Regions from separate parts of the Mus musculus genome. Here region 2 is linked to region 1. Evidence: chromatin loops called from intact Hi-C (ENCODE). Cell type or tissue: heart. All regions are shown on one strand. Links, peaks and the distances in the headings refer to the core of each region. The heading gives the core; the rest is flanking DNA. Region 1 holds the start of Mgrn1 (mahogunin, ring finger 1). Region 2 holds the start of Nudt16l1 (nudix (nucleoside diphosphate linked moiety X)-type motif 16-like 1).

Region 1 (5,367 bases), core at 286-5,285:
TTTAGAGAACTGGAAAGATAGTGGTTAAAGACAGCTGCTTTTACAGAGGACCCAGGTTCAATTCCTAGCACCACATGGTGGCTCCCTCCAGTTCCAAGAGATCAGATACTTTCTTCTAGCCTATATGGGCACCAAGCATCATACAGTGCACACACACACACATACACACACACACACAGACAAAACATTCACATGTAAAACAAAAAATGAATGCAGCCGGGCGGGCGTGGTGGCACACGCCTTTAATCCCAGCACTCGGGAGGCAGAGGCAGGCGGATTTCTGAGTTCGAGGCCAGCCTGGTCTACAAAGTGAGTGCCAGGATAGCCAGGGCTACACAGAGAAACCCTGTCTCGGGGGAAAAAAAAAAAAAAAGAATGCATCTAATAAAAATTTGTTTAAAAAAATTGCTTGGGCTCTAACAATGGCTCAGCAGTTATGAGTTCTTCTTGCTCTTGTAACTGACCCAAGTTCAGTTCCTGGTACTGACATGGCAAATACCAACTGTCTGTCCAAAGGATCCGATGCCCTCCCACAGGTACTGCATGCCCAGGACATGTGGATACAACAGAAAATAAAAACAACACTTTTTTTTTTTTTAATATAGGATCTCTCACTATGCAGCCCTGTAGACTAGGCTGGCCTACAACTCACAGAGATCCTCCTATCTCTGTCTCCCAAGAGCTAGGACTAAAGATGTCCACCATCTAAATAAAAGTAGCTTTAAAAAAAACAACAACAAAAATTAGCACACTTTTCCTTGAAATTCAAATAAAGAAAACCAGCAGAAGGCTGAAACTACAATTTTGTACAGATGAACAGTTCATGGGAGTACCCTTCAAGTGTTCCTCGCCTTTCTCTCAGCCCCAGTTTCCTGCACAAGATCTTAAGGACCCCATGGTAAGTGAAAGACTAGGACAGAAGAAAAACGAAAAGACACATTGTTTATATTGTTATCCAGGAGGGTATGAAACAGAGTAGCATTCTCTAGGTGCGATTGCCAGCACCAAACACATGCGGAACAAACAAAAATCTTTGGACTAGGCAGGCCCAGAACTCAGCAATGTATGAATGGCATCCCAGGTTACTGTGCCAGTAACCCCATCCAGGTTAGAGGAACATCTTAACAATTGGAAATGCCTAGTTCTGTGGATTTGTAGTGTGTGCACAGGCCATGCATTGTTGTTTTATGCAACTGCCTAAGTGAAGGGGCATTAATGGTACTCAGGTGCCAGGTGAGGGAAGCTAGCTTTCCAGTATCTGCCACACCACTGCCACATACAGGCAGGGTCTGGGCCAATCATCTAGCTACCTTTGAAGCAGTTATAGTAGCCAACATTTACAGAAAAATCTTATGTGCCTGGCGTAGTTCTAAGCACCCTTTTCCGAGAAGAGGAAACTGAGATGCAAATAAGCAAACTTAATCAAGGTCACTCAGCAGAAGACAAACAAGGAGAATCTCAGTGGAGGGTTAACAACTGTTGTCTCAGATGTGCACACACTAGTCCTTCAAGTCTCCAAGGAAACCTCTGGAGCTGCAGCCTGTACTAGCAATGCACACAGGCAAGCAGGTCTCCCTACACTGACATGTGATTCCATCCCATTCACTGAAAAGTGTCACTAAATAGTGCCAGTTTCCTGTTCTTTCATCCTGGGAGTTCCCAGATCTTCACACTAACAGAATACTATCTCAAACTTGAGTGGGCATCAAACACACCAAAGAAAATTAGCTTAAAATGCAGATCCCTAGGGCAAAGAAAGTCTAGAAGCACAGCCCGAAACATTTAATAAGCTGTCCAACTAATGGGGGCAGACTCTTCTCAGCCACACAGGAAATCTGGCCGGCTTGGTCTGAAAACACCTCAGGACCAAACATCACATTCAACACTTAGAACCGGATCTAAAGGCCCAGCGTTCTACCCCGCCAAGAAGTTGTGTAGAAGTAAATGTAGCTGACAAGGCACCAGGCATTGCTGTGTGTAGCAGGACACACCTGTAGTCTCAGCACCAGAAGCCTAAGGCTGGAGAACTGAGTACCAGGCCAGCCAGAGCTATATAACAGGACTTTTGTCTTAGAAAAAGGCCTGGTCTAAGAATGTGACTAAGTTAATATAATGCTTGACTACCATGCACAGTGCGCTGAGTTCAAGTCTCCAGCACCTCATAAAACAGGGCAAAGTGCACATTTCAAATCTCAACACTGGGAGGGTAGAGGCAGGAGGACCAGTGTTTGCTCAATGTCACTCTCATAAGGAGTTGGAGCCATGCTGGGCTACATGACATACTGTCCTTATTTTAAACACATACACAGAGAGAGAGAGAGAGAGAGAGAGACAGACAGAGAGAGAGAGAGAGAGAGAGAGAGAGAGAGAGAGAGCAGAGACTATGAATGAGAATAGGAGCAAGGCTCCTCTGGGATCCCACATCTGATATCTGATGCTGGTTCCAACTCTGCCCCCATCCAGCTCCCATAATCTACCAGTGAGTCTGCCCTGAATGAGAGGGAAAGGTCAGTAGTTCTCTCTAACCATTCAAACCATTATCCTGTCCTCCAATGGAACCCAGCACCTCCCTATCGATCACCTCCCTAGGTCAAACACCAGTGTCCCTCACTCGCACGGGAAGAGGAAAGCCTGGGTCCAAATCCTAATGAGTTGTCACAATCCAGGGCCGGTCTTCATGCCTCCAAAGCCGGCACCACCGGGTCGGTGGTGAGGGTGTCCTCACTACCAATGCAGTCTGATCCCAGAGATGCCAAGTATCGGTGCATACACAAAGTGAGTGGCCCAAGGTCACCAGTTAAAAAGAGGCCGCGCAAGGTGCGTCTGCGGCCAGCAGGGCTAGCCAGGGCCGCAGCCACGCCTCAAACTCCACAGGTACCGGGAAGGGGCACAGGAGGAGGGTCCGCGACAGGGCAGGGCGCTCGCGCGTCTGATCCCCGGGCCTCCTGGAGTCCCCAGTCCCCGTTCCAGCCCCCTTCCGCGGTCCGCGTCCTCGGAAGCTCACCGGACTTCGGAGGGTAGCGATAGGCCGAGTTGGCCTGTATGTCGATGTCCTCTACGCCCGCGATGCGGCGACTCAGGATGGAGCCCATGGTGCGCGTTTCTACCGGCCAGCCGGAGAGGAGAGGTTGTCGGCTGCGGCGTCCTCACACGGACATGGCCCAAAACAGGCCGCACCAACGCGTACCCACCGCCGCCACCGCCGCCGCCGCCGCGGCACCTCTCCACAGCCCCCGCCCCCGGCCGCCCCGGCCTAGGCCCGGCGCCCCGCCCCCGCCCCCGCCCCGCAGTTCCAGGGGAAATGGAGTCCAGGCCAGGCAGCCAATGCGCCTGCGTACTACGCTTCCCAAGCTTGCCACCACCACCACCACCACCACCACCACCACCACCACCTCTCACGTGAGTAGCCACAGTGGGTCGAACCAAGAGGCTCCGGCTAAGGGGGTTATCTCCTTCACACGACGCTAACCTCGGCTGCCCAGCTGGATACTGAAACCGGAATGCCTCAGTCCCTTCATCTTCTGTCTACATTTAGACACCCTCAGAATTTCGAGCGTCTCCCATGTAAACCAAGTCTGAAAATGTCGACAATTCTACAGTAGCTCTCCCCCACTTCCCGAGGTTCTTCTCCCATCCTCAGCCGCAAAGGGAATACCTTTAACCAGAGGACAACTGGGTAACCACCAAGCCTTGGAGCCTTGGTCAAGAAGTCAAAACATTAAAAAATAAATAAATAAATAAAAAGCCGGGCTTGGTAGCGCACGCCTTTAATCCCAGCAGAGGCAGAGGCAGGCGGATTTCTGAGTTCGAGGCCAGCCTGGTCTACAGAGTGAGTTCCAGGACAGCTAGGGCTACACAGAAACATTTACAATGGACACGGAATTTTCAGAAGACAGATTTCTCCCCCTTTGACACATAGGGAAACTGAGGCACAAAGCAGGGCAGACGGCAAATAATATGCTAAAAGCAAGTTCAGAAAAATCAGGATACGGATTGCAACATTAATTTACAAGCTATGCCCTGGCTTCTCTCACACACACGCACGCGCGCACACACGCACTGCTTTGAGGATGCCAGGGTATGTTTTTATGATTCTCAGAGGAGTTGAGTTTCTTAGAAGTGCCTCCCATCTTGAACCTGCTGTTCCAGGAGAGCAGCTAGGGAGACCAGCAGGTAGTGAAGTATCAGGTGGTGACTTCACCATAGTTCAAACTATACTAAACCTGAATGCAAAGTCCTTGAAGATCCTCCCCCTGTCCCTTGTAGATAAGGTGACAAGCATAGGCCTTAAGTGAAGACCTCAAGTGAGCAAAAAAATACCCTCGCGCGGTGGGTGTGCCTCGGTGCGGCCTGGTCTGGGCCATGTCTGTCGTCACCCCAACCTCTTCTGCTGGCCAGCAGAAATGTGCATCATGGGCTCCATCCTGAGTTGCTGCATCGTAGGTACGGAGGACATCAATTTTCAGGCCAACTTGGCCTATTGCTATCCTCCAAAGTCCGGTGAAGGAAGAGAGAAAATATCAAGAATTGATAGGCTGAAGCCTGGCGTGGTGGCGCACGTCTTTACTCGGGAGGCAGAGGCAGGCGGATTTCTGAGTTCGAGGACAGCCTGGTCTACAAAGTGAGCTCCAGGACAGCCCGGGCTATACAGAGAAACCCTGTCTCGAAAAAACAAAACAAAAAGAATTGATAGGCTGAAAGCTGTGTGAGGAGGTGGCCAAAATGGCTGAATGATGGAATAATATATGTAATTGAATATAATAATATTCAAACCATAAAGGGCTAGTGCCACTCACCAGAGACAAGACTTCCCTCGAGACCATGTTGTTGAGACCTAGTTGGGACCCTCCAGGACACCAGAGGTCCTCCAAAGTTCAACTAAGGAGCAGCAGAGGGCAGCCAAGAAGTTAGATGAGAAGCTACATTTCCTGGCTGGAAACTCTTTCCTCTTACACTGGAAGCAGAGATTCACAGTCTAAGGCATAATCTGTCTGCACCGCCCGCCATCCACCTCCACTGTGCCTCCCACCCAGGCACCCTCCTCCATCCCTGAAGAGTCGAGCTTTTGGCTCTTCTTTGGCTAATGCTACCCTAGAGTAGCTGTGTAAGAGATCTCTGAATTTCTTCAAACTCAAAATAGCACAATGGACCAGTTGAGAACAAAAGCCATAATCTCTTCATAAACATATTTAGAATCATAAGACAGCACACACTAATGACTATTATGAAGATGTGCCTAGACTAATGGAAGCAAGGCCTGATTATGGAGTTGCACAAAGGATGCAATTTCAATACATCTAGCTCACAAGCTGTGCCTGAAGGAGAGACATCTTCTTGAACCCTGCATTTAAGAGAGTCACTGGAAAC
Region 2 (5,367 bases), core at 315-5,314, 53 kb before region 1:
GCTGCAGCTCTCAGGGTTCATATCTTCTTAAGCTGAGCCTTAAGTGGCAGCTATTAAACCAGTAGCTGGGTACAAGCCTGAGAGGCTTCCCTACCTTGGCTGCTCGGTCACTCATGCATCAACAGTGAGGACAAACCCGTGGCCAACTCACCATTCTATACCACAGATTCCAAAGGCTGGCCCATTCCCCTGCAGGCCTTGAGCCTCCCTGAGTTGTCAGGAGCCCTGGAAGACCGTGTCCATGAGATGGGTAAGTCTCTAGGAGTGTAGCCAAGGCTTTAACCTCACCCTTCCCCAGAGCCTCTTCCATGGACTGAGGCTGAGACCTGACCCCAAAGCTGGCCATACCCGATAGCTCAGAGCCCCAAGTAGTCTTATCCCAGGGTCACCTATTCATAGTGCCCTGAGTTTCCCCTTTTAGACTGCTGCTGAGACTCCATCACAGAGCACTCACTAATTGGCCCTATCCTTAGGGCAGGCGTTATGCTCTGTAACACAGAGCTTGGAGAAACTACAGATGCTGAATGCAAAGAAATGGCGGGAACCGTAGCCAGGAGGGACGGTGAGAGTATCCACTACGCGCTCATGGGTGCCTTGGACTTAACCTTCTTGTTCCTTCTTATCAAGTGCTCTCTCTTTCTCTCTTAAAACAAATTTATTCAGATTCTGACGTTGGGTGATAAATCCACCCTGAAGTTATGTGCCACGCAAGACAGGGCAGTGAGCAGATGGCTGCGGCAGCCCAGGGAATAGAAGACCATTCCAGGGAGCAGCTTATGGACAGGAAGACAGGACTGCGGTCCCCACTAGGGCAGCTTGGGCCAGCCCTGAGACAGGATGGAGGGCTCAGCACCCAGATCCTGGTGGAGAGGCCCATGCTGGTAGGCAGCTTTGGCCCAGACCAGGCAGGGCTGTATGGAGAGGTTGTGTCCTGCACATGCAGGTGCCATACTGAGGTCTGATCTTACAGACAAGGTCTGGGGTGCCTAGAAAATGTACTCTTTGAAAATAAAAATTAGATGCAAGTTGGTGGGGGCTCATTTGTGATCACTTGACATGTATTCCTGCCTGACACCAGAAGACCCTAGTAACCCATGTGTGGTTACTTCTGCTCTGTATCCTTAGCTGTGGGGGTCACTCTTGCTCCAGGGTTTCTCCCCTGCTCTTGGATTGTTGCTAAGCCCTAAAGTGGAGCTGGCACACAGCCTTCCCAGTGTTTCTGCACCAGGCTATAGGACTGCCAGCAGTGGTGGTCCTGTCCCATGGTGGCACTTCTGTTGTCCTTCTGCACACTAGGCCTGTGCTTTCAGCTCCACCATCACCACAAGAGCTCAATTCAAGCTGCCACTGAGATTGGTTGCCCTCAGAGGCTGGCTGTGGTCTGGGGCCCAACCTCCACACACCTCAGAAAGATGTGGCCATGGCACTCAGAAGCAACATGAGCATCAGAGGAATGGCTTTATTATTGTCTTCTTCCTTCCTCAGCTTCACAGAGGCCCCCATGGGGAAAACAAAATCATGTGGGGCACAGCCATTCTGAAACCAAACCACAGTTCATACACCAAGAACAAAATCTAACAGAGAAATCCAACAAGCACCCAAATAAACATCTTGCCCCACGCTGGGTCAGGCTCTGGGCTAAGGGAAAGAAGGGTTGGTCTAACGTGGGTCATCTCTGTTGGGCAAAACCCATGACCAGTCCAGGATCTGTGTTCCAACCAAGTGGTTGCCTTCGAAGAATGGGCTCTAGCTGGGACTCCACTAGTCATGAACAGACTCGCACAGGACAGTTTGAGCCCTGGGATGGGTGAGAGCATCTTCAGCTTGAAAAGTTAGGCCCAGGCCCACCCCCACTGACCAACCTGAGAGTGTAGCTAGGTCCCAGGGACTGCTTGGGACAGTAATGATGAACAGCTGCCTGCATGTCCCTTGCAGTCAGAAGGGATGCAAAAGCAAACACACTAGAAGGCACGCGTCTCGGGAATTCCAGGGCCTGTGGGCAGAGACAGCCAAGGGAGGGCAGGGACCTGCACAAGAAGCACCTCAGGATGAGGGCGGGAGCAGCTTTTCTAGAGCCTTCTTCTGCTTCTCTGTTGCTGAGGCCAAGGCCTCGGCCAGCTTTTCCGAGGGCATCATGTTGAGTACCTTAAGGGCAAATAGAAGTTGATATTTGGCAGTGCTGACGAAGGCGTTGCTCAGAAAGTTAGGAAAGCCGCCTACTCGATCCTTCTGTGTGTACAGTGGGACCCGTACAAGGCCCAGGACCTGTGGGACAGAGGGCATGAGTGGGGCTGGGCTCTTCTTGTAGAGGCAGGACCCTGGCAGAGATGCCTGTCAGCCACCAGTTTGCCAAAGAAACAGGGGAGACCCAGGCAGGGTCTGGCCAGGCCAGGCTGGTGGCAGTAAAGTGCCTTCTCTCCAAGTTCCAAGGTCAATCCTATGCACTCCCCACCCTGTCTGGCAGCAACCCCCATGATCCCTGGTTTCACTCCATGCCCCTTAGACCACAGAATCTACAAATCCCCCAATTTCCTCTCAGGAGATAATCCCAAACACTGCATGCAACCCGGTCTTTTTGGTCTCAATTTCCCAAGCAGGCCCTGTTCATCCCTTCCAGTGACCCCAAGCCCCACTCCCAGGATTGACAATGGCAGACAAGGCAAATGAAAACAGCCCATGATCCAGATCCCAAGTCCCTTTTCCCACCCAGCATAGCCAGGGTGAGGACCCTGAGGGGTACTTGTTACCCAAGGTGCCTTCTGTGGTGCCAGAGCCAAACCTCAGGAGTGGGAATGGGGGCGGGCCCCAGGCAGTAGCCCCACCTCCAGACCGTGGTCCCGTGAGTGCACAGCGCTGATCTCCACAGCATGCAGTTGTTCCAATGTCAGCTGCCGTGCGTACAGATGTGCCACCACACGGTGTGGACCCTCAGTCAGGTGTGAACTCAGGTAATCAGCTTCGGTAAGGCGTAGGCCGCCCAGGCCCAGGCCCAGCACCCGATTCAAGCCATCCTCCAGCGACCAGAAGCGCCGGTCCACGAAACCCCCGGGAAAGCCTAGCAGCCCGTCGAAGCGCATCTGCATCTGCAAGGTAAGCTTGGTCAGGACGTGGGGTCCACTGGGCGTCCCAAGCCTGTATCCGCCCTGCTTGCCCGCCCAGCTCCTCACCAGCACTGAGAAACGCATGGGGATACGTCCGAAAAGCTGCCCGGGGTTGGCGGCGTATAGCATGGCGTGGCATGAATGACTCCAGCCGGGCCCCAAGCGCATTGCTTCCTCCCGACTGATCTGTTTCAGCTCCGGAACCGTCGTGGTCGACATCTTGATGTGCTCCAGGCCCACTGCCCAAACGAGCATGCGCGACCCCGCCCACAACACCAGACCCAATCCTCGTGCTTCCACGTGCATAAAGCCCGCCTCCACCAGTCCTGTGCTTCTGGGGTTGAACCCAGGAAAGACCCTGGCGGAGGCGGGGTGGGGTGGGGGTGGAGTTATGTAGTTCGCCACCCTCCAAGTTGCAGAGGAGACCCCACAACCACCAGAAAACTACAGCTACCAAGACGCACCGCACGGAGACCAGGTTGTCCTAAGCAGGTAGGTACACTGATTATCAAGACGTGTCAGTCTCCAGTCCCGAACATCCCTGAGAGGGCATCTGAAGTCTCAATATCCACCTCATCCATGAGGGGGCTGGTTTTCCCCTGAGCTTCACCCAGAGCTTGTGGCTCCACTGCCTATGAAATCATGCCTTAAAAAACTTAAATGTCTAAGTGACTCCAGCTCAAGTGACAGGGGACCTAAGCCTTACTTATGCTTTGCCCCTCTCTGGCACATTGATTAATGTTCAGTAAACATCACAGGAGTTGGGATGGGTATAAGAACTAGGACCACCTGCCCACCTAGAGGCTAAGATTCATCAATTGCCCAGTGGAGGTGAGCCAAATTCCAAGTCCAGTTTCAGACACAGCAAGCAACAAAATAGCAATAAACCATTGTCTATGTTTGGAGGGGGCACTCACTGCCCCTCTCACACAAGCAAATGAAGGCAGCAACAAAACCTGTCAGGAGTTCTGCCAGAAACCACTCTAGTGTCCTGTCACTACACCAAAAGCCAACAATGCTGCTGCCTACATAGTGCTGTGCCAGAACAAAGGCACACATAGAATATTGCTGCATGATTTTATTACTATAAATATACAGTAAAAATGAACCCAAACTAGCCAATCAGAGTACATCAGATGATAGTACATGTGAGTCTGAGACAGGTAAGTGTGTAGGCTGCACCCCATCTTTCAAAGTACTGGCACCAGTGCCACGGCCAGAGGCCAGGATGTTGGCAGGTGAGAAGTGGGGGAGTGAGCATGCACATGCTGACATGTGTGCACATATGTGCATTCAGCAAGAGAGAGAGATGGATGTGCAGAGCTGTGCTAGGAAGGAGCAGGGTTAGAGTCAGAGCTCGAGCAGCCCTGAGCCTAAAGGGGTCTCCATGCACTGCTACAGGCTGTCACCTGGGTGAGTGGCAGGGCAGTTCCTTAAGCTGAGGTCCCTCTACCAACCCACCAGGGAGCTGCACTGCCTGGGGCACCTCTGCTCTGGGGCCACTCATGGGCCACTTCTGCCTTGGAAACAAAGTATCACTAGGAGCCTGCTTCTAGGTGGGCTCTGACAGGAGCCTTAGACAATCAATCAGTAAGAAGCTTACAGGCCAGGTAACTGGCAACGGATCTGCTATGGAAGCTGCTCAGGCTCCTCCCTGGCAGGTGGTGGGCAGTGCTGCCCTGCAAGCACAAACCGCCACCTTGGCAGCGGGTGAGGATGTGAGTGAAGCAGGACCTGTGCGGGGGAACTGGACATTGACCACTGCTAAGGACTGTGGTGTTAACAGTCTGACTACCCAGGCCTTGCCCACAGCTGCCAGGGACCACTAGTAGGTAATAGAGCAGAGCAGGAGGGGATCTGGACGCTCCGAGGAGGGTCACCCATGGTCAGGACATCTGTAAGGTGTCAGCCTGTGACAGCAGCAGTGACAGCCTGGCTGCCTTGGGGTCACACATGAGAGGCAGACAGGCACTGTTTCCTTCATCAACTGTAACCTGGACTGCCCACCTTCCAGAACATTCCATGGGTAGATTCTCTTATGCTGGTTTGCTAAGTGCTCAAAGCATTAGCTTTGACAGTTGGGGAGAGTCCTTCTAGGGCACGTGGCCCATGGAGACAGTTGTTGTCCTTCATCTTGTACCATTTACAAATATATTGACCGTAAAAAAAGGAGGGTGTGTGGAGGAACAACCCACTGTGCAATTTGATCAAGGTTCACTGTGGACCCTCAAATCCCAGTGGCCACATGAGGCGTGCAGACAAGAGA

The links. A loop is a pair of places that touch in the nucleus more often than their neighbours do. Peaks named below come from ENCODE experiments on the same cell type or tissue, not always from the same donor. Only the 100,000 strongest peaks of a DNase experiment are listed, where the experiment ranks them.
Region 2: a loop joins it to region 1, with 4 times the contacts of the local background. A loop is called at or near these places in 1 of 42 quality-filtered maps.

Annotation. Positions count from the first base shown.
Region 1 is chr16:4,884,111-4,889,477 of GRCm38, reverse strand. It overlaps Mgrn1 (mahogunin, ring finger 1), which reads right to left and starts at 3,378. Exons shown (of 17, transcript NM_029657.4): 1 at 3,005-3,378. The coding sequence starts at 3,092. In heart, for the core only: a CTCF peak has its summit at 2,864; DNase peaks (open chromatin) are centred at 3,337, 4,026 and 4,437; H3K4me3 peaks cover 2,894 bases; H3K27ac peaks cover 3,015 bases.
Region 2 is chr16:4,937,094-4,942,460 of GRCm38, reverse strand. Mgrn1 (mahogunin, ring finger 1) reads right to left here. Exons shown (of 17, transcript NM_029657.4): 17 at 4,165-5,367. It overlaps Nudt16l1 (nudix (nucleoside diphosphate linked moiety X)-type motif 16-like 1), which reads right to left and starts at 3,350. Exons shown (of 3, transcript NM_025839.4): 1 at 3,168-3,350; 2 at 2,823-3,083; 3 at 1,433-2,265. The coding sequence starts at 3,320. The coding sequence ends at 2,044. It overlaps Anks3 (ankyrin repeat and sterile alpha motif domain containing 3), which reads left to right. Exons shown (of 17, transcript NM_028301.4): 15 at 167-250; 16 at 474-562; 17 at 664-1,046. The coding sequence ends at 550. Gm16861 (predicted gene, 16861) reads left to right here and starts at 2,876. Exons shown (of 3, transcript NR_037666.1): 1 at 2,876-3,090; 2 at 3,297-3,593. In heart, for the core only: no CTCF peak of the experiment used is centred there; DNase peaks (open chromatin) are centred at 1,950, 2,820, 3,380, 4,910 and 2 weaker places; H3K4me3 peaks cover 1,864 bases; H3K27ac peaks cover 1,792 bases.